Linked DNA regions of Homo sapiens: regions 1 and 3 are each linked to region 2. The links are chromatin contacts, found by Hi-C or POLR2A ChIA-PET in ENCODE. All regions are on one chromosome and are shown on one strand. Each heading gives the region's core, a stretch centred on a gene start or an enhancer-like site at or near the end of the contact. The rest is flanking DNA. Distances are from core to core; before and after follow the strand shown. Region 1 overlaps PACSIN2 (protein kinase C and casein kinase substrate in neurons 2). Region 2 holds the start of POLDIP3 (DNA polymerase delta interacting protein 3). Region 3 holds the start of TCF20 (transcription factor 20).

Region 1 (2,900 bases), core at 137-2,636, 270 kb after region 2:
TTCTGGGTGGCTGTCAAACATGAAAGGCCTCTTCCTCTCCATCTCTGTCTCCCTTTCTCTCACACAGGCACGCCCCCGCCCAACATGGAGAAGCCCCATCTTTCCTCTAGGCACCTTTTTGGGCACCTGATTCCCTGGGATTCTGGCAAAGGCCCGAGAGTTCTCCCGGACCTTGTGCTTCTTGAGCCCAGGTGCCTCCCACTCAGTAGTTGGTTCCAGGCTCCTCACCTGATCCCACCGTGGAGGCACCTGGGCTGCTTCAAAAGCCCAGATTCCTGGCTCCAGCAATGGGAGTGAGAGGGGTTTCCCAGAGGATTCTGACACTTGGTCTGAGTGACGAACTCTCGTGTAGATGACGTGTTCCCCTTGCTACACCGACGGCATAGCAGTGAGGAACAGTGGAGAAAGGGCATATGTATGGGCTTGAGGTCAGAAGTTCCTGCTCTCACCTGCTGGATGGCACGTGACTTAACCTCTCTGATCTTGGTTTCCTCATTCACAAAACAGGGATGCCACCACCTAACTGACAGGGGCCAGGAAAGGCTGGTGGGTAGTGAAACCAGCTTAGGCCTCTTGCCTCCCCTCTGCCCATGTCCTCTTCCTGGAGTGCAGCCTCTCTCTACCTCATTCCGTCTCTCTCTGCAAATCCTGGTTGGGAATCTCCTCTCCAAACACCGAGGCAGGGCAGGCCCTCGGCAATCACACCCCCCAGCCCTCACCCCTCATGGCTGACCAAAGGAGGGGAGGTGGGGCCGAGGGCTGAGCCCCTCCCTTCCTGTGAACTTTTAAATCACAAGACGATGACGCTGTCTGGTTTTAAGTCCTGTGACTCCAGGACCTTCCAGGCAGAATCACTTATCTACACCTGCGGAGCATGTAATAGTTTACACAATGATTTCTCATTAACCCATGGGGCAGAAAATCTCCGCTTCACAACAGAAATGGAAGGGCACCCATGATGCCACAGTGCCTGGTCACGGTCTCTCCTTGGCCAAAGACCACCCTTCTGCCACCCCTGGCTCCACAGCCTCTGCCTCACTTTCGGGGCCTGTCACTGTGGAGACTGCAGGGCCCCTCCATCCTCCCTCCCACCTGGCTCCCCCAGACAAGCGCTCCCAGCCTGCAGTCCCTCCCCCAGGTCTCTGCCCCCAGCCCCTCTCCCTACACAAGCAGAGCAATCCTTCTAAACCATCTCACCCTCCTCACCTCCTCCCTGATCCCACCCAGGCTCAGGCCTTCCTGAGTGGCTCCTGGTCAGCAGCATCCTAAGCTCCTTACTCAGCCTGGCTGTCCAGGCCACTGGTGATTTGGTCCTCATAACCCTCCATACCAGCTCACACCACACCCATTCACACCCACCACTGGCCACAACCATTCACACCTGCCACCAGCCACACCCATTCACACCCACCACTGGCGACGCCCATGTTGGCACAAGCAGCTCCCTGCAGCAATCCCAGCTGTCCTTGTGTCTCTGAGCACCAAGAGCTGTCTCTTACCCCTGGCTTGCCCAGAGCCTGGCTCTGTCCCTTGACTGAGCAGGTACAGTGGCTATGGTGAGGCGAGGTGCTAGGGCACTCACCTGTGGCCTTCTTGAGGACAGGGGTGTGTTTTATTGGTTATTTATCCCTCTATCCACCCATTCACCCAAGCAGTTACAGAAGGCTATATGCCAGACACGTCAACAACTGACACGGTGACACTCGACGTGTAAAAACAAGTGTACAGTTTACCTTAAGAACATCTTGCTTGCACTTTTCTATTTTGTCTTGCAATTTCTTGAGCTGTTCAGGGTTGAGGGATGGGTCTGCCTTGCTGTTGGCTTCTCGTGAGATAGCCAGCTTCTCCTCTTTGCACGCTGCATGGTGGGCTTTCTTTGCTGCTTCTACCTACAGGGAGAATGAGTTCCTGAATGCCATGTCACTGGGAGTTCAGGATCCTCACTAGAAGTCACACAGACCATGGGAATGCTTGTGCTACCAAGAGGGGAGAAAAAGGCAGGTACAAAATTGTATGTATACTATCATAGCAACCAGTCACAACAGGAACGCACTCAACACATATTCATGGAGTACTTGCTTGTCCTGTGCATGGTTCGAGGCACCAGGAACACAGCAAGAAACACAAGGTCTTTGTGAAGCTTTCATTTGAGTTGCAGGAGGCAGATACAGTATAGGAAAAGTTACATGCCAGAGTCAATTAGAGGGCATTAAGTGTAGGGGAGGACAACTGAGACGGAGCATGGGGTGGGTGGAGAAAGCCACTGAGATGACATGGAACACGCACATGGAGCACGCACATGGAACACGCACATGGAGGGGTTATGGGCATCCCAGGAAGACCATGCCAGGCCGCAGGATCGGCAAATACAAAGAAAGTTCCAAGGAGGAACCCAGCATGAGAGAGAGGACCATACTAGGGGGCAGGGCCATCAGCCACATTTCCTCTGGTTTTAATGGTTTTTACACACACACACACACACACACACACTCTTAACAGATCCTTCCTTATTTGAGCCAAAGCCACAAATTTCATTCTAGAGGGAAGGAGGAGTTTATTAGCAAAGGCCTCATGAGACACAGACAGTTTCATTATGAATGGGGCCAGGGACAAAACAGAAGAGAAAGGAGATGTGACAAAAGCTAAGACACAGAGAAAAGGAGACACAGAGAAAACCATCCGGAAGGACAGAGGCATGTTCTGGATGATTCTGAGGCGGAGGAAGGCAGCGCAAGGCCAGAGAACATCTGGGTGTTGGGGGTGGCACATCTACCGTCTACTCCATTCCAGCTAGGAATGGGGGGCGAGGCTGCAGGCAGGGGCGGGGCACACAAGCTGAGGGCTGGGGTGGACAGATGACAGCCTCCAACTAGCCAAGGCTCGACAAAACTCAATGGCTT
Region 2 (3,102 bases), core at 378-2,877:
TGAGAGAGCTTTCACAGTCAGTAGTTGAGGAAACAAATACTAATGTGTGCCCGTTACGAACCACAAGCCAGGTAAGTGCTGGCTGCGAATTATGAGGTGGTGGTGGCAGTTGTAGTTGATACAAGTGTCCAGGATGGGGAAGGAGGTGAGGGATACATTTCAGACATCAAGAGAAAAACCTAACCACAGGCATACGGGTGGTATTAATAAACATCTGCGGAATGGCCGGGCCGGTGGCTCACGCCTGTAATCCCAGCACTTTAGGAGGCCGAGGCGGGAGGATCACCTGAGGTCAGGAGTTCGAAACCAGCCTGACCAACACAGTGAAACTTCCATCTCTACTAAAAATACAAAAATTAGCCGGGCGTGGTGGTGCACACCTGTAGTCCCTGCTACTTGGGAGGCTGAGGCAGGAGAATCGCTGGAACCGGGGAGGCGGAGGTTGCAGTGAGCCGAGATGGCACCACTGCACTCCAGCCTGGGCGACAGAGCAACACCCCGTCTCAAAAAAAACATAAAAATAAAAATAAACATCTGCTGAGAGAACAAATGTCTGAGAAAACAATATCTAACATATTTACATCCTGGCTATTTACAAAGACATTTAAACTTAATGTGTGTTGGGAAACTATTGGGCAAAGTTCTCACTTCTTCATACAGATGAACTCAGCTCACGAAGGCTTGAAATGACTAACAACATTTAAGGGTCTAGGGGAAGTTTGGGAGACATGACTGCAAATCACCTCCATGGCTCCTCAGCCAGCTCAAGCACTTTCTTCTCCCTAAGGAAATAACCAATCTCCTGCCCAACACACCAGTTTTTCAAGCCCATGTAGGAGGCCAACTCAGCCAGCAATTAAATCGCGCTCAGCCCGCCGCTCAGTTCTCCGTGGCCTCGGGCAAGTCACTCTACCACTTCCAGCCTCAAGTTCCCCATCAGTAAAAGGTGGGTAACATGAATAGCTAGCAGACAACAGGACTGTAAAAGATTAAATGAGGCATCGTGTATATGAAAGGGCTCAGAAAACTTAAAACGCCGCACAAAGAGAGGCGAGTGTTAACAGGGGCCGCGTGCAGGGGGATTTGGGCTTGCGCCTCAGCTTCGGCGGTCGGAGCAAGTCACTTCCCCGCTACTAAACTTCGGTTGTCTCAACTCTAAGATGGGTGGAGACCAGGCAGCGCCGAGATCACGGAGCGGGGCCCAAATGCCAGTCCACACAGGCAAGGAGGCTGCGCCGCCGAGACCCCAGGACCCCGGAACGCGGGGGCCCCAGGGGGCAGCCCCTCAGGTCCACGAGGCGGCACCCTGTCCCCGCCGCGGCCCCGTCGGCCTCCCAGGGCCGCCAGAGGGACTGCGCCTCGGCCAGTGGGCGGGCGGTCGGGGCCACGGCGGGGACGGCGGCAGCCGGCCAATGAGGAGCGCGGCTGTGGTCGGGGGCGGGCGCACCCGGTCCTCCGCGTCGCTCCCGGATCGCTACCTCCCCCGCCTCGAGCTCCACTAGGCCGAGGACCCTAAACCCCGAAGAAAGGAAAGGCCTCTCACCGTCCTTTCGCCGCCGCCCCGCGCTTCCTGATGAGTTCGTCCAGGGAGATGTCCGCCATCTTGCTCCGCCGAGCAAGCCGAAAGCAGTCGAGACCCCGCGAGCCCGCCCCTTCGGCCGCTAGGGAGCGACGAACTACTTCCGGCGTCCGCGGACCAACTCTCGCGACAGCCAGCTCAAAGCAGGCAAGAACCGGAAGGGGCGGGGACGTTCCCCGTGAGCCTTCGCGGTGCTGGCTGCTCATCTGCATACGGAAGTTCGGCACATTATGAATTATTTATTTTCCTCGAGGGAAAAAATTAAATGAAAAGCAACAAAATACATTATTAACAAGTGAGACAAACTTCAATGGAACTGGATCATGACCTCAACAGTCAACTACGATAGTCATCATACGCCTAATGAGAATAGAATTCATTACCTAGGAAATAAACTAAAAACGTCCTTATGCCTTAAACTTATGAGTAAGGAAAATAACGATTCGGGGTGACGCCCGAATCCTCACTGCTAATGTGAGACGAATTTTTGAGCGGGTAAAGGTCGCCCTCAAGGTGACCCGCCTACTTTGCGGGATGCCTGGGAGTTGCGATCTGCCCGACCTTATTCACGCCTAAAAAGTAGACTGACTGTGGGGTGGTCGTGTTTTTTGTTTCTTGTTGGTAGGTGGTGAATGCGTTTTTTTCGTTGTTTTCTCCGTTACTCAGGCTGCCAGTTGCTTGGCAGTCTTGTCGCTGGCTGTGGACGCTCTGCACTTCATCACCGTCCCCAGCTGCGCTTTGAGCCGGTCTAAGGTTGCCCACAGTATTGACGTTGGGACCCACGAAACTGGCAATTTCCATGTGTGCGGCCTTACCCAGTTCTCCCAAACTTCTGCGTATAACCGCTTCTCTGTGCTTCAGAAAGATAAGTCCGGCCCCGGCCTCACACAGCAGCTCAGTTCGTGACAGCGTTTAATATGTAAAATGGAGCAAATAATTTATAGGGCGTTGGGAGAGTTAAAGAGACTAATTCATTTACGTGTTAAATACAGGGAATGGCTTTTGCATTGATATAACCCCAGCCTCCAGCATGCGCCAGACCTGACGTAGGTGTTCGGCACATATTTTGTCCAATCACTCTAAAAATACACTCCATGCCCTTAGAACAGGTGGGGTTATGTCCTCTTGGCCATCAGGCATCAGGAGCTCCGTGCAGAAACTGGGTAAGAGGCCAGGAGCGGTGGCTCATGTCTGTAATCTCAGCACTTTGGGAGGCTGAGGCGGGTGGATCACCTGAAGTCAGGAGGTCGAGACCAGCCTGGCCAACACGGAGAAACCCCGTCTCTACTGAAAAAAAAAAAAAGAAAGAAAAAAATTAGCCGGGCGCGGTGGCACGGCCTGAAATCCCACCTACTCAGGAGCCTGAGGCAGAAGAATCGCTTGAACTCGGGAGGCGGAGGTTGCGGTGAGCCGAGATCGCGCCATTGCACTCCAGCCTAGGCGACAGAGCAAGACTCCGTTTCAAAAAAAAAAAAAAAAGAAAGAAAGAAAGAAACTGGGTAAGAGCGATCCTGCAATCCTCC
Region 3 (3,267 bases), core at 86-2,585, 340 kb before region 2:
AAAGGGGGAAATCCTAATTTTGACCTGACCCCTAAGGTCAAACTAAAGGATTGAATACAGACCAGCAGACCGTATTGGTATCCGCAACCACAAAAACAGACAATAATCCCACCCACAAGCAGAGGAAGACGGCCGCTCCTCGGCACCGCCCCCCAACTCACTAAATTCCACTCCCATTCCGGCGTCCAGAGGACAGTGCACCTCCCGCCGTAGCCTGAGAGGGATCGGCCCGATTGGCCACGCTCCTTCAAACCACCACTTTCCCCCGAAAAAGGGACGAAAGCCTCAGGTCCCCAAACGAGCGCTCCCTCGCCCAGAGACCCCGGCTTGCACACCCCGCCCTGTTCCCCGCGGCGCGGGAGGAGAGGCCGCCCCACACAGGAAGTGTGTCCTGCGCCGGGACCTTGCGCCCAACCCGCCGGTACCTGCCCTCCGCCCCCAACAGGCGAGAAGCAGCCGCGTCCACATGGCTTCAGGTGTTCACATGGCAGTAAACGGGCCCCTGCTCTCCTGGGCGCCCCAGCGCGGCGCCCTCCCGCCCACATCCCGGCCCAGCCCCGCTGGCCTCGCCTCCAGCCCGTAGCCAAGAGGCGAGCGCGGCCGGTGCCCCCGGGGCTGCCAGGGGCCCCGAAGCAGGCGGCGCTGACTCCCGGACGCCGCCCGCTCACACCCGCCGCCTTTGCACCCAAGGCCTCGCGCGACCAGCAGGTAGACCTTCCCTCCGCACCCTCGGGCCAGCACCGGCACCCAAGCCCCGCCGGAACCCCGGGCCGGCCCAAGACACCTTAGCCCTCTGATGCCAGGCCTGGCCCGGGCCCCTGCCCGCACTCTTGGGTCGGGCCGGGCAGCAACACTCCCCTCAGCACCCCAAGCCCTGACTCGGAGTCCAGGAGGCTCCGCACTCCCAGGTTGGGTCCGGCCGGGACCTCTGCTCCCAGCCCCCGAGGCCGGACACCCCGGCCCGGCCCCAGTCCTTCAGGCCCAACCCTCTCCCTGCCCCTCAGGCCCGGGAGGCGGTTACCTGCAGGAGCCCCCCGCCCAGTCCCTCGGCCTCCGCCGGGGGCGGGCGGGGAGGGAGCGGTGGCGACGGCGGGCGGCGCTGCGCGGGGTGGGGGTGGGGGTGGCTCCGCCGCCTCCAGCTCGGGCGCCCGGGCCGGCGGCGGGGCGGGCCGGGGCCGCGGCCCCTCGAGGCTCGCTCCGGCCCGCGCGCTCGCTCCCCGGTCAGGCGCGCCTCAGGGCGGGCTCCCCTGGCGGAGGCCGCGGCCGCCTCGCAGGGGCCGAAAGCGGCTGGGCTCGGGGTTTTTTCTCTCCATTCTCCCAACACACAGGAAATAACAGAGCGTCAGGTGACGGCGCGCGGCCAATGGGGAGGCTCCGGGCCGCGGCGCGCGGGCGGGCGGGAGGGCGCGCGGCGGGGCGGGGCGCGCGGCGGGGGCGGGGCGCTGGGGGCGGGGCCGGGCGCGCGCGTGCCCACCCGCGTGCGGCGGCGTCGAGGCTGGCGCGCGCCGGGTAGGGATCGCGAAGACCCCCACCTCGCGGCAGGGTCGCACGGGGTTCTCCTCTGCGGCCGCTGGGCGCCGCGCGCCACCCGCCCAGTGCCATCTTGGCCTGCGCCTCAGGGCCGTCTTGGGGGTGGACGCGAGCCAACTTTCTGGGGGAGTTGGTGGCCCGGAATCTCTCTGGGATTTCTGGAGTTCCCTGGAGCCTCCAACTCCAGAATCGCGCCTCTTGCGGCCCGGGAGGTCCGCGGGCGAGGACCCGGTCTCCTCTCGGTGACCTGTTTAGTGGGGTCGGGCGTGGGGGCGGCTCCTGCCCGCCAAGAGCCCTCTGGGCCGGGGGCAGCCCAAGACCTAGCTGGTCCCGCCTGGGTCCCTGGCAGCCCCCGCCCATGGGTTCCAGGTGTCCGTGGAGGAACGACTTGGGTCCTCTCAGAGCCTCAGTTTCCACCGCGGAAAACGCGAGGAGGGAGGCCCACCTACCTCACCTGTAAAACGGACGCTCCAGCTGCCTTCTGCTGCGGCATTAAGAAGCTGCAATGCCAGGCTGACTGCGCCCAGGGTCCCGAATTAATTTGCCGATAAGGCGGAGGATTTGCGGTGCCAAGGCCTCAGCTTGTTCCCAGCCTTCCTTTGCAAACCTGATGTTTCTAAAGCAAAGGAAGGGCTTGACTTCTTTATAAAGAAAATCGCAATTGTAGAGCAACTAATATGTAGATGTTGGTGCCCCCACGGCCATCAAAAGTGACAAGGCCAGCAAGAGTAGGATGCGTTGAGAATTTGTGATCCTGCCCCTGACCTTTGACCTGGCCAAATTCTCCTCCCACTTTGGGCCTCAGTTTCCTGTGGGTGAGGAGAGTTTGGATTAGATGTCCCTAATGTTGGCTAAAATTGCCGATTCTAAATTAGGCTCCCATCTGTCCTAGATGTTAGGGGAGTATGTGGCTTCCTCTCCTGAAGCAACCCAACTTAAAAGTTGGGATTGGAAAAGTGCTTCCGGCAGCAGGTGGGGATTGTCAGGAACCAGGTGTGGTCTGGAACCCAGATTTCCATATATTTGAGGTACACAGCTTCCCGGGGCCTGCTTTTACTTTTTGACCTTTCACCCCACCTAGCCATTGCCTTTTCTCAGGCTACCCAAGGAGGGTCTCAGGGTCCCAGGCAGAGCCCCAGGTGGTCCTGGGCCCCTTGGCAGGAGCATGTACTTGGGGAAGGCAGTGATTTCTCCTGGCTTCTGTCCAATCTCACAAAGTGGGGGCTGGCTCCAAAGCAGGTCAGGACTATTCCTGGGGACTTGATTCCCCAACACCTCCTGCATGCCAGGCTCTTCCGGGGCAGAGCTGAACAAGCCACGGGGCCCTGCCCTCTGATTATTCCCATTGTTCTTCTGAGTTTCATTTTCAAATTCTCAGGCCTCAAGACTTTTAAAAGACCAGTACCTGGCTTCTCCTGGGATCAGGGCTGTAAAGGGAAAGCTGGAAGAGGCACTCAGCACAAATCAATGTTTTCTGGACAAAAATAGGAGAATGCAGGGCCTCCTGAAGACTGGTGTTGGGGGCACCCTTAATTTCTTGAGAGAATTCATGAAGAAAGATGAATCCTTTTTCCTTAGAGTCCCCTGCCCCATCATTCTTCCATTCTTTCCCTTCTTCATAACCTCACTTGCGTCTCAGATGCAGGGCCCGGGGGATGCTGACAATCTGTCGCAGAGCCTCATTCAAAAGGGAAAGAATAAAGAATGCAGACAGATAACTGGAGTCCAGGCGCCTGT

What was found. A loop is a pair of places that touch in the nucleus more often than their neighbours do. ChIA-PET counts read pairs that join two places held with the same protein, here RNA polymerase II (POLR2A). Pooled maps may share reads with other maps.
Region 1: a loop to region 2 is called in a pooled map, with 4 times the contacts of the local background. The contact joins the enhancer-like site here to the promoter of POLDIP3 in region 2. A Hi-C loop is called at or near these places in 3 of 50 pooled maps. POLR2A ChIA-PET finds 5 or more read pairs at or near these places in 6 of 52 experiments (GM12878, K562, WTC11 and 3 more).
Region 3: a loop to region 2 is called in a pooled map, with 10 times the contacts of the local background. The contact joins the promoter of TCF20 here to the promoter of POLDIP3 in region 2. A Hi-C loop is called at or near these places in 1 of 37 single-sample maps with no recorded cell type and 7 of 50 pooled maps. POLR2A ChIA-PET finds 5 or more read pairs at or near these places in 2 of 52 experiments (activated CD4-positive, alpha-beta T cell and activated naive CD4-positive, alpha-beta T cell).

The regions. Positions count from the first base shown.
Region 1 is chr22:42,886,910-42,889,809 of GRCh38, forward strand. PACSIN2 (protein kinase C and casein kinase substrate in neurons 2) reads right to left here. Exons shown (of 11, transcript NM_001184970.3): 5 at 1,734-1,889. Among named protein-coding and RNA genes, the nearest start is that of ARFGAP3, 31 kb to the left of the region's middle. RefSeq lists an enhancer at 2,877-2,900. Within about 2 kb of position 1,387, at least 8 of the 41 ENCODE cell types and tissues checked have a DNase peak (open chromatin) inside an H3K27ac peak, as active enhancers do.
Region 2 is chr22:42,613,256-42,616,357 of GRCh38, forward strand. It overlaps POLDIP3 (DNA polymerase delta interacting protein 3), which reads right to left and starts at 1,628. Exons shown (of 9, transcript NM_032311.5): 1 at 1,544-1,628. The coding sequence starts at 1,602. RNU12 (RNA, U12 small nuclear) reads left to right here and starts at 1,989; the gene lies at 1,989-2,138. It overlaps LOC124905127 (a long non-coding RNA gene), which reads right to left and starts at 1,524. Exons shown (of 2, transcript XR_007068118.1): 1 at 1-1,524. RefSeq lists enhancers at 1-391, 936-1,479, 1,480-2,023, 1,516-1,695, 1,776-1,835 and 1 more and silencers at 1,116-1,445, 1,986-2,045.
Region 3 is chr22:42,269,318-42,272,584 of GRCh38, forward strand. TCF20 (transcription factor 20) reads right to left here and starts at 1,336. Exons shown (of 6, transcript NM_001378418.1): 1 at 1,022-1,336. It also overlaps the pseudogene OGFRP1. RefSeq lists an enhancer at 90-149 and silencers at 480-719, 860-919, 980-1,129, 1,270-1,429.